Regions from separate parts of the Homo sapiens genome. Here region 1 is linked to region 2. The links are chromatin contacts, found by Hi-C in ENCODE. All regions are on one chromosome and are shown on one strand. Each heading gives the region's core, a stretch centred on a gene start or an enhancer-like site at or near the end of the contact. The rest is flanking DNA. Distances are from core to core; before and after follow the strand shown.

The links. A loop is a pair of places that touch in the nucleus more often than their neighbours do. Pooled maps may share reads with other maps.
Region 1: a loop to region 2 is called in a map of naive thymus-derived CD4-positive, alpha-beta T cell, with 6 times the contacts of the local background. The contact joins the enhancer-like site here to the promoter of STAM2 in region 2. A Hi-C loop is called at or near these places in 1 of 168 maps with a recorded cell type or tissue (naive thymus-derived CD4-positive, alpha-beta T cell), 1 of 37 single-sample maps with no recorded cell type and 9 of 50 pooled maps.

Annotation. Positions count from the first base shown.
Region 1 is chr2:151,636,106-151,640,779 of GRCh38, reverse strand. NEB (nebulin) reads left to right here. Exons shown (of 182, transcript NM_001164508.2): 61 at 114-425; 62 at 720-923; 63 at 1,396-1,500; 64 at 4,446-4,553. Among named protein-coding and RNA genes, the nearest start is that of NEB, 96 kb to the left of the region's middle. Within about 2 kb of position 3,424, at least 11 of the 41 ENCODE cell types and tissues checked have a DNase peak (open chromatin) inside an H3K27ac peak, as active enhancers do.
Region 2 is chr2:152,173,195-152,178,447 of GRCh38, reverse strand. It overlaps STAM2 (signal transducing adaptor molecule 2), which reads left to right and starts at 2,685. Exons shown (of 14, transcript NM_005843.6): 1 at 2,685-2,845. The coding sequence starts at 2,806. It overlaps LOC105373689 (a long non-coding RNA gene), which reads right to left and starts at 2,915. Exons shown (of 3, transcript XR_923477.3): 1 at 1,891-2,915. RefSeq lists enhancers at 2,328-2,747, 2,224-2,747, 2,908-3,047, 3,098-3,147.

The DNA of each region.
Region 1 (4,674 bases), core at 2,175-4,674, 540 kb after region 2:
AATTTACATATTCAGGGAAAATTTTTTTTTTAATAAATAGAGCAAGTTAGGCTTAGTGATTGCTTTTTACTAAAAGTTAAAACAGATGACTATCTGTCTTTTTCTTCTTTTAGTTCAAGTACAAAGAAGGCTATCGTAAGCAGCTCGGCCACCACATTGGTGCCCGAGCTATACGTGATGACCCCAAGATGATGTGGTCCATGCACGTGGCCAAGATCCAGAGTGACAGGGAGTACAAGAAGGACTTTGAGAAGTGGAAGACCAAGTTCAGCAGCCCAGTGGACATGCTGGGGGTGGTGCTGGCCAAGAAGTGCCAGACCTTAGTCAGCGATGTGGACTACAAGAACTACCTGCACCAGTGGACATGCCTGCCCGACCAGAGCGACGTCATCCATGCTCGGCAGGCCTATGACCTCCAGAGCGATGTGAGTACTGAGAGTCATAATAACGTGCAGAGGTGGGAAATTATTTAACACCCCTTGGAGAAAATGGCAATATATGGCACAAGCTCACCAGCCCCTGGAGGAGGCAAATAGCATTGCCTTTATCGACAGGAATTTTAATCCTTTAACCCTTCAGACCAAAGAGGAATATTGTGTGATACCTGGCCCGTCCACCAAACTAAATTTTGAGAGTGCTTTTACTTGATCTCTTATCCTTCAGATGAAAATGCATTGCTGATACAGAGATAAATATTTATTGGCTATTTGTGTCAACAGAATATGTACAAGTCTGATCTCCAGTGGATGAGAGGCATTGGCTGGGTGTCCATTGGCTCTTTGGATGTGGAAAAATGCAAAAGGGCAACTGAAATTTTGAGTGATAAAATCTATCGCCAGCCTCCAGACAGATTCAAATTTACCAGTGTGACTGACTCTCTGGAACAAGTGTTGGCCAAAAATAATGCCATCACTATGAACAAGGTGAGACTTCAAAATTAAGAATCGAAGTGGGGCTCCTAAAGCTGAATCAACAAAAAAGAAACATTAATGAGGAAAGAAAGAACATTGAGTAATAAAAGGCATCTATCTATCTGTCTATGTATCTATTGGCTTCTCATCTATCTATTAATAACTGATATATATCATGTATATTTTGATATTTAGTCATTGTTTCATGATTTTGATAAAGTAGCATATTTTATCAAAAAATAGTCTGCATAAAATATGCTTATTCTCATTTTCCTTTTGTTAACATACATTTCAGATTATTAGAAGGCATTTATAAATACACATTCCTTTATGAACTTATTACCCGAAGATGTGCATAAAACACATAATGTGTATAAAACACATAACCTTTTCTTTTTTTTTATAAAGTTTTTGTGGCCCTAAAATTCCTATTAACTATACACAGAACTTTTTTCCTGATGAATTTGTGTATTTTTTTTGATAGCGTTTATACACAGAAGCCTGGGACAAAGACAAGACTCAGATCCACATAATGCCAGACACACCAGAAATTATGTTGGCAAGAATGAACAAAATCAACTACAGTGAGGTGAGAGCAGATTCTTTGACATTTGCACACTGCTGCTTATTTCAGTTGATCTACTCTATGATGACATGATACCAAATGACAGCTTTAGAAAGAATCTTTTTCATGTTTCATGTGAATAACAACTCTTGCATTTCTCAATCACCATCATAAATGTCAAACTTTATGCAATATGAATTATCATTTAGGAAATACAAATGACATGAACTAATTATTTAAGCTGTAACCATGAGATTATGTAGACCATTTTCTTTTATTATTTTTTTGAAGTTAGGATATTAGCAATTGACCTATACATGTATCTCCCCTTTATGCTAAAGCATAACTGTAGTAAATATATTTTCCATATATTGTTCCTAAGTGTGGTTTAGGATCCAAATTTAAGATTTTTAGTATATAAGATTAAAGGCAAGAACTAAAATCCACAGTACTACCAGGTAACCCACACACACACACACACACACACACACACACAGAGAGAGAGAAATATCTGTCAGTGTAAATATTAGCAAGCCCATTTCCTTTCACTTTCAGTGTGCACAGGGCCACGTGCCATCATTCCAGAATCATAGAGGCTTAGGCAGAGAGTCAAGCCTCCACCCTAGTGCAAAGGTACCCCTCCCCACAAATAGGTTTTTGACCTGCCTTTGCTTAAGGGTTCCCAGTGACAAGGAGCTGATCTCATAAATCAGTCCATTCGTTCTGGAAAATTTATGAGAAAGCTTCTGATGTATTGAGTCACAACATTTCTCTCTGTAAACTCACATAGTCCTCTGAAGCTGCACAGAACAAATCTGTGCCAACCCCCAGAGATGGAGAGCAGCACCAGGGTGCCTCCCCTGCCACCTTCACCCCAGGTTCACCTTCAAATCCAATATCCCAAGCTGCGGGGCATTCCTCACATGACATCACTAGTAAAATGTGACTCTCAGAACTGAGCAAAATACTATGAGTGGGGAATGACTGATGTAGAATACACTTAACTATCGTATTTCCTCTTCTGGACATATGACCTCTATTCTGCATCCTGTGCTCCCAGGATACATTGGCAGCTGTCACTGCTGGTGCACACAGAACTTGAGACCAACTTAAACTCTAAGACATCTTATGTGGACTAAAGTTAGGTTTCTTCCATCCTGCATTTATGCGTTTGGTAATTTATCTCTGTTCAAAGATTGGCATTTATCTCTGTAATTTCTTCTTCTTAGACTGAGCCTGTGGGTATAAGCCTGTGGAGATTTTTGTGAATCTAAGATTCTGTCAGCTGATGTGTTAGTTATTTCACCTGGCTTTGTGCCACCAGCAAGGAAAATATTGTTTATTTGGCAGCATAAATCAACACACAGAGCATAATTTAGAGAATTTAGATGGAATTGCCACCATCTTAAGTAATTATTTTGGAAGTGAGACTGTAATTTTAGTGCTTGTATAGCTAGCTTTTAATTGTCACCAAAAACTAAAAACATCAAGTCTTACTCCCCTGTCAGAAAGGACTGAATTATTAGCCAAACCTATAATATAGGTCCTGTTACAGGAAACCATGCATTACATGTGCAAGAATTTCAGGAAACAAAGGGCTCCCCCTGTGTCTAGCTAGTCAGCATTTCTGGATTTCTCAACTCTGTCTTTGCTGAAAAAGCTCAGAGATGTGTTAGTGCGGCTACTCGGCTGCCAGTCCCAGGAGGCCCAGGTGCCCTTCCCCATTTTGCCCGCAACCCCCTATTCCACCCACCCAGACTGGGACGCTGCCATGGGCGCTCCCCTCTGATGTTAAAAAGAAGAGAACTTTTTGGCTGCTTTCCTATTTTCTGTAGAATTAAACACCAACTTCTTAGAATGAGGCGTTCACAGTCCAACTCTGGGCTATTCTCAGCCCTCTCCTGTGAACTCCTCCCTGGGGCCTCACCCACTTCCTTCAACACCCCTCCGCTTCCCCTCCACAGTGGTGCCTTGATTCACGTGATTTCCTCTGCACTTGATGCCACCTTAGTCTACTGAAACTCTGCTCAAAGTCTAACTCAAAGGTCACCCCATCTTCAAGAACTTCCCTGATTCTCAGTTCAGAATAAATGACTCCTTCCTGGAGCTCTTCATTATTAGTGTGGTTTGACTTTTCAGCAGTTGCTTCCACAGGTTATCAGTCTCTCCATCAGTTCTCCCAGGAACCTTTAGGTTGAGAGGGGTCTCAACCTCATCTTTGATTCCCAAGTACCCCGCACAGTCAGAGACACAGGGTCAGGGCAGAATAAATGTGAGTTGAATTGATTGCCATGATCAACAGTTAAGCCTTTCCCTCCCACCCACATTTTACCATGCTAGAACTATGAGTTTCAGCTTAATTTTTCCTGTAATTTTTAAACTGGATTTATTGTTTTAACTAAAATTTTTTAAAACAACCTGTAATATGTATATATACTTAATTCAACATAATTTTTAAAGTAAAAAATAAAGGTGCATTGGGCTTTATGGGTATCTTTTTTTTTTGTTTTGTTTTGTTTTTTGAGATGGAGTTTCACTCTTGTTGCCCAGGCTGGAGTGCATTGGCACAATCTCAGCTCACTGCAACTTCCGCCTCCCAGGTTCAAGTAATTCTCCTGCCTCAGTCTCCCAAGTAACTGGGATTGCAGGCATGCACCACCACACCCAGCTAATTTTTTTTATATTTAGTAGAGATGGGGTTTCACCATGTTGGCCATGCTGGTCTCGAACTCCTGACCTCAGGTGATCCACCCGCCTCTGCCTCCCAAAGTGCTGGGATTACAGGTGTGAGCCACCACACCTAGCCTCATTTTTGAGTCTTCACTTCAACAAACATGCAGAAGGCTTAGAACTCTCAAAAGAAAGATTATTATAGGCACTGTCTGTGGAGAACTTAGTGAATTGTCTTAGTCCTCTGTCAGTTTTTAGATATAAATGTCAGCATCTGATTTTTTTTCCCCCAAATTTAGAGTCTGTACAAACTTGCTAATGAAGAAGCAAAGAAGAAAGGCTATGACTTGCGAAGCGACGCCATCCCCATCGTGGCGGCCAAGGCCTCCAGGGACATCATCAGTGACGTGAGTTGTCAATTCCATTCTGAGTATGTGATCAATCTAATGTGGCATTTTCACTGAACTAAATCTTAGAAAAGAACTTTTCCTGGACCTTTGAAAATATATCCTGATATATTTGTGTAGG
Region 2 (5,253 bases), core at 1,436-3,935:
CCTTATCATTAGCCAGATGCCAAGGAAGAGATTCTGGGAGGATCCCAAGGACCCCCCCCCCCGGTTGCAGCCATGTTGAGACTGACACTGAGAAGGACCCCAACTGTCGTGAGCTATACCCATCAAACACAGCCACCCACCTGGGGACAGACCAAGAAGCTGTCACAGATGGCAGAAGAAAACCTGAGGAAAGCGGGACAACCAATCACAACGAGTAATTTAATGGTAGCTACCATAGCGGTGATCACCATTGCCATAAGTATTCCTTCAACAAGGGCTGCCGAGACCAGCTCGGTCGGGGAGAGCCTAACCTAGCGGCGCTAGAGGAATTAAAGACACACACATAGAAATATAGAGGTGTGAAGTGGGAAATCAGGGGTCTCACAGCCTTCAGAGCTGAGAGCCCCGAAGAGAGATTTACCCACGTATTTATTAACAGCAAGCCAGTCATTAGCATTGTTTCTACAGATATTAAATTAACTAAAAGTATCCCTTAAGGGAAACGAAGGGATGCGCCGAATTAAAGGAATAGGTTGGGCTAGTTAACTGCAGCAGGAGCATGTCCTTAAGGCACAGATCACTCATGCTATTGTTTGTGGCATAAGAAGGCCTTTAAGTGGTTTTCCACCCTGGAAGGGCCAGGGGTTCCTTGCCCTCATTCCAGTAAACCCACAACCTTCCAGCGTGGGCATTATGGCCATCACGAACATGTCACAGTGCTGCAGAGATTTTGTCTATGGCCAGTTTTGGCCATTCTCCTGAGGCAGGAGAATGGTGTGAACCCAGGAGGCGGAGCTTGCAGTGAGCCCAAATCGCGCCACTGCACTCCAGTCTGGGTAACAGAGTGAGACTCCATCTCAAAAAAAATTTTTTTTTACTATTCTGCTACCCAATATCCTTAAATAATTATTGAGTGCCTTAATCAAAATAAAAAATTCCCAGCTTGCCCTTTAAAATTCTTGTCAATCTGTTTCCTCTTATACCTAGTCAGCCTTGTTTTCCATTCCAACACTAAGTCTTAGACAAAAAGTCTTTATCTGTCCAAAAAATCTCTAAGTCTTTTTTTTTTTTCTTTTTTCGAGACAGAGTCTTGCTCTGTTGCCCAGGCTGGAGTGCAGTTGCCTGATCTTGGCTCACTGTAACCTCTGCCTCCTGGGCTCAAGTGATTCTCGTGCCTCAGCCTCCCAAGAAGTTGGCATTACAGGCTTGCGCCACCATGCCTGGCTAATTTTTGTATTTTTAGTAGAGACGGTTTTTCGCCATGTTAGCCAGTCTGGTCTTGAACTCCTGGCCTCAAGCAGTCTGCCCGCCTTGGCCTCCCAAAGTGCTGGGATTACATGCGTGAGCCACCATGCCCGGCCTCCCAATTTATCTTGAACATCCCTAGGTTCAACGTTCTATGAAAAACAGCCCCTTCTGCACGATTCCTTCTCATTTGTGCCCCGAACTTTATAAAATGCAACCACCTTTCTGAATGTGTATGAGCTCTCTATAGCATCAGGTCTTTATACTAGAGTTTGTAAAATGGTTTTGATTAATCTATTATTTAAAATGTTGGAGTAATTCTCAACATTTAAACATCATTGAAAAATTGCAAACTCTAGTAGGACCCACATTTCAATAAATGGCTGCAATTTACCAGTAGTTGACATCTTTAGATACGCACTGTTCAGTTAGAAAGTTACAGCTTCATTCGAAAAGCATTGAGCGTCTATTACTTGGGACACTGTTTTAGACGCTGGGGATATAGTAGTGACCAAAACTTATCAGGGAGTTTATAATCTAATGAGGAGGAGAGACAGGCAACATAATCATTACTACAGTTTTCTAAGAGGAACAGAGAATATGTGGGTGGGAAGGGTGCTTGGGCTTTTGCATTCATTTAAATACCTGGCTGGATGCTGTTGGAATTTGAGTTTATGACTCGTACTACCATCCGAATCGTCATACACCATCATGTACGTTATGCACTGCCCCTATAAAACTCTCAACAAGTCTAAGGCAGGGAGTGTGCCTCCTTCGCCTTTGGATTCCGGGGGCCCAGCAGTGTTTTTATGGAGGGGACACGATGGAAAGCGAAAAGTTAGGCGTAGTTACTTCGACCACCGCTGTCCCGGGTGGTTATTCTGACGGGGTTTGGACTGGGCGCCTGGGAGGGTGCAACACAATAATTGTTGAAGAGCAGTCAGGTCTTTCGCAGAATCTCAAAGCCACCTCCGCGCCGGCAGCTCCGTTTCTAGGGAAACAGGACTGTAACGCGTACGCGTCGTGGGTCCTCGTTCTCTAGCTACGAGTCCTGCCGCTCTGAAACAAACTAAATTCGTGACAAGAACTTGGCCCTCAGAGCCCGTCGTCCAACGCGAAAAACCACGGGTAACCGCGCCCCCTGCCGCGCCGCCGCTGGCACTGCAGCTTCCGGGGTCGTCCAGTTCCAGGCGGGACTACTTCCGGCTCCGAAGGTCCCCGGCTTCGTGGCTAGCCGGGGTCCTAGCGCTGGAAAGGTGGCCGTAGCGGCCGCCTGACCCCTACAAAAGTCTGGGACAGGGGCAGCGACAAAGGCCTTGGGAGGACGCCCATGGTCGGAGGGATCTCGCCCCGGGAGAAAAGTTGGGACAGGAGCGCGGGATCGAAGGGTGGACTCCGAGCCGGCCTGTCAGGCAAGAGCCGGGCAGGTGCGGTGGCGGAAGTGCAGGGACGGAGGCCGAAGCGGAGCGGTCTAGGGAGCCGCGGCCGCGGGTCACCCGGCGGGTAGCAGTTGCTGAGTGTCAGCTAGACAGCAGCGACTAGGGCTCGGGCGCCGGCGAGATGCCTTTGTTCACCGCCAACCCCTTCGAGCAAGACGTGGGTGAGTGCTGTGCCCGGTCCTGGACTGCTGTGTGCCTGGCCCTGGACTGCTGTTTGTCCGGCTAGAAAGTGGGCGGTAGCGACTCCGGGGACTAGGAAGCAAAGCGAAGGGAGGGGAGGGGCGGTGCCGCCCGCTCCTTCGACGTTGGGATTTTTCTGGGGCAACCTCGGCGCGTCGCTAGCGGTCTGGGGAGTGCTTCCTGCCGCCTGAGTTTGGGGACCCTCAAAGGGCCGTTCTCCTTGCCAAGCGTAGGATTTGGGAAGAGCCTAGGGCTCGCTGGAGACTGGACTGATTAAGTAGTTGTGGAGTTGGTGATTAAAAACTTCCTGCTCGTTCGACAGCTGGTTACCTCCGTCTTTGCCCCATCGTTTTCTGAAGATGATGCAGCAGTGGAGACCCTGCTGTCTAGAGAAGCCCAACACTAGACACTTGACACCTAGACAACCGCATTGAATAGGAAGAACTTACTTCCCCATTATTTATATTACTCATGCATTCAATCCCTGATAGGGTAGCTTTAAGATTTATTACAATTGTAAAGGTGTTGCTCTTCATCCCCGGATTGCAAAGATTGCGCGGGTGCTAGGAGATGTTCGGTTTTAGAGTATGAAAAGGAAATCTCCAGTCTCAAAACACTCCAGAACAACAAGTATTTTACATGTTGCAGTCATAAAGCGCTGGTCTCTCAGTGACTATAGAATGAGAAAAACATGGATAAGATATATACGAAATTATTTAGGAAATTTGAGTAACACTAAAACAAACTGAGAAATATATGTATGTATTCTCGAAAGTCTGGGTCTCACTATGTTGCCCAGGTGCGACTAGAATTCCTCCCACCTCAGCCTCCACCTCCGTTTCCCCTTCCCGAGTAGCTGGGACTACAGGTTTGTTTTTTGTTTGTTTTTGTAGCAGTAGTTAACAGAACCCTAGGTAAATTTTTAGAACTTGGAAATGGGGTTGGGGCGGGGAGACTCAGAAGAATACTGCACATCTCAGCAGTAATTCCCCTGTTTCATAGTTAACATTTGGTTATTAGGAGACTGTAGAAAGTGCCCTATTCTGATACGTTGTGTAATCCCCTAAGCCATTTTAAAAAACATGTTTGAGTCAAATAATATATGTAAATAGTTCAAATATGTATGTTCCTTACTTCATTAAACTTTTTTTTTGGTGGATGAATACAGGTGACTGGCGTAAATCTGGGAAACATCACTCTTAAGGCTCACTGTTTCCTTTTGGAACGCCTCATTGCAGTATTCTTTTGTTTGAATCATACAACCTTTGTGCAACCTGTACTTTTAAAAAATTGCTATTATGAACACTTTGATTCTGTTCTAATGAAATAAAACAGAAGGCGCAAAATAGAATTAGACAAATGATTTTAAAACTTAAAAACCGTGAATTCTTTTCTTCAATATAAATTTTTCTTGAAAGTTCATTGTTTTCTGATGGAAAAATTCTCTGGTACAAGTAGGCAGAGTTGCTCTGTCTGTTCTGTTCTAAACCTTTCCCTGCCTGGCTCCCGAGGCCCCAGCATTGGTTTAGTGGATCACAGTTTAGTCCTACAGTTGTAAAGGAGGCACTGCTGTTGAGATTAAAAAAACAAACAAACAAAAAAACTGTGTCTAGATTATTTTATGGCCAGTGCCATAAGCCAGAGCTTCAAGTAGTTACATATTAGCTTAAGCATGACTGAATTCAGAACCCCAAAGGCATTTTAAGGGTGAAAGAATGAATTTGAGGCCCTCCTGTAACTTCTGGACAAGAGAATGGAATTAGAAAAAGTAGAATGAAATACTAAAGAGCTCAAATTGGACTTGCACGTATATCATAGAAGAAAAATTATATATTACGTTTTTAATATCTTAAAACTTTTCATTTCAAATCGTTAATACAAAGCAAGGGTCAGGCGCAGCGGCTCACGCCTGTAATCCCAGCACTTTGGGAGGCCGAGGCGGGTAAATCACTGGAGGTCGGGAGTTTGAGACCAGCCTGACCAACATGGTGAAACCCCGTTTCTACCAAAATACAAAAAATTAGCCAGGCATGGTGGCGCGTGCCTGTAGTCCCTGCTACTGGGGAGGCTGAGGCAGGAGAATCACTTGAACCCGGGAGGCGGAGGTTGCAGTGAGCCAATATCTCGCCACTGCCCTCCAGCCTGGCGACAGAGCAAGACTCCGTCTCGAAAAAAAATATATATATATATGTATACATATATATATATATGTATATATATGTGTGTATATACGCCCACAGACACACACGCATACACAAAGCAAGTCATTATTTGACTTGAGATGTCTACAGGAAATGTTACTTTACATTGTCATTGTCTTTTTCACTTGTTCTCTTTGATTCAGTCAGATTTTTGTTACCCTTTTTTTTTTTTGGTCATTCCTTTGTTC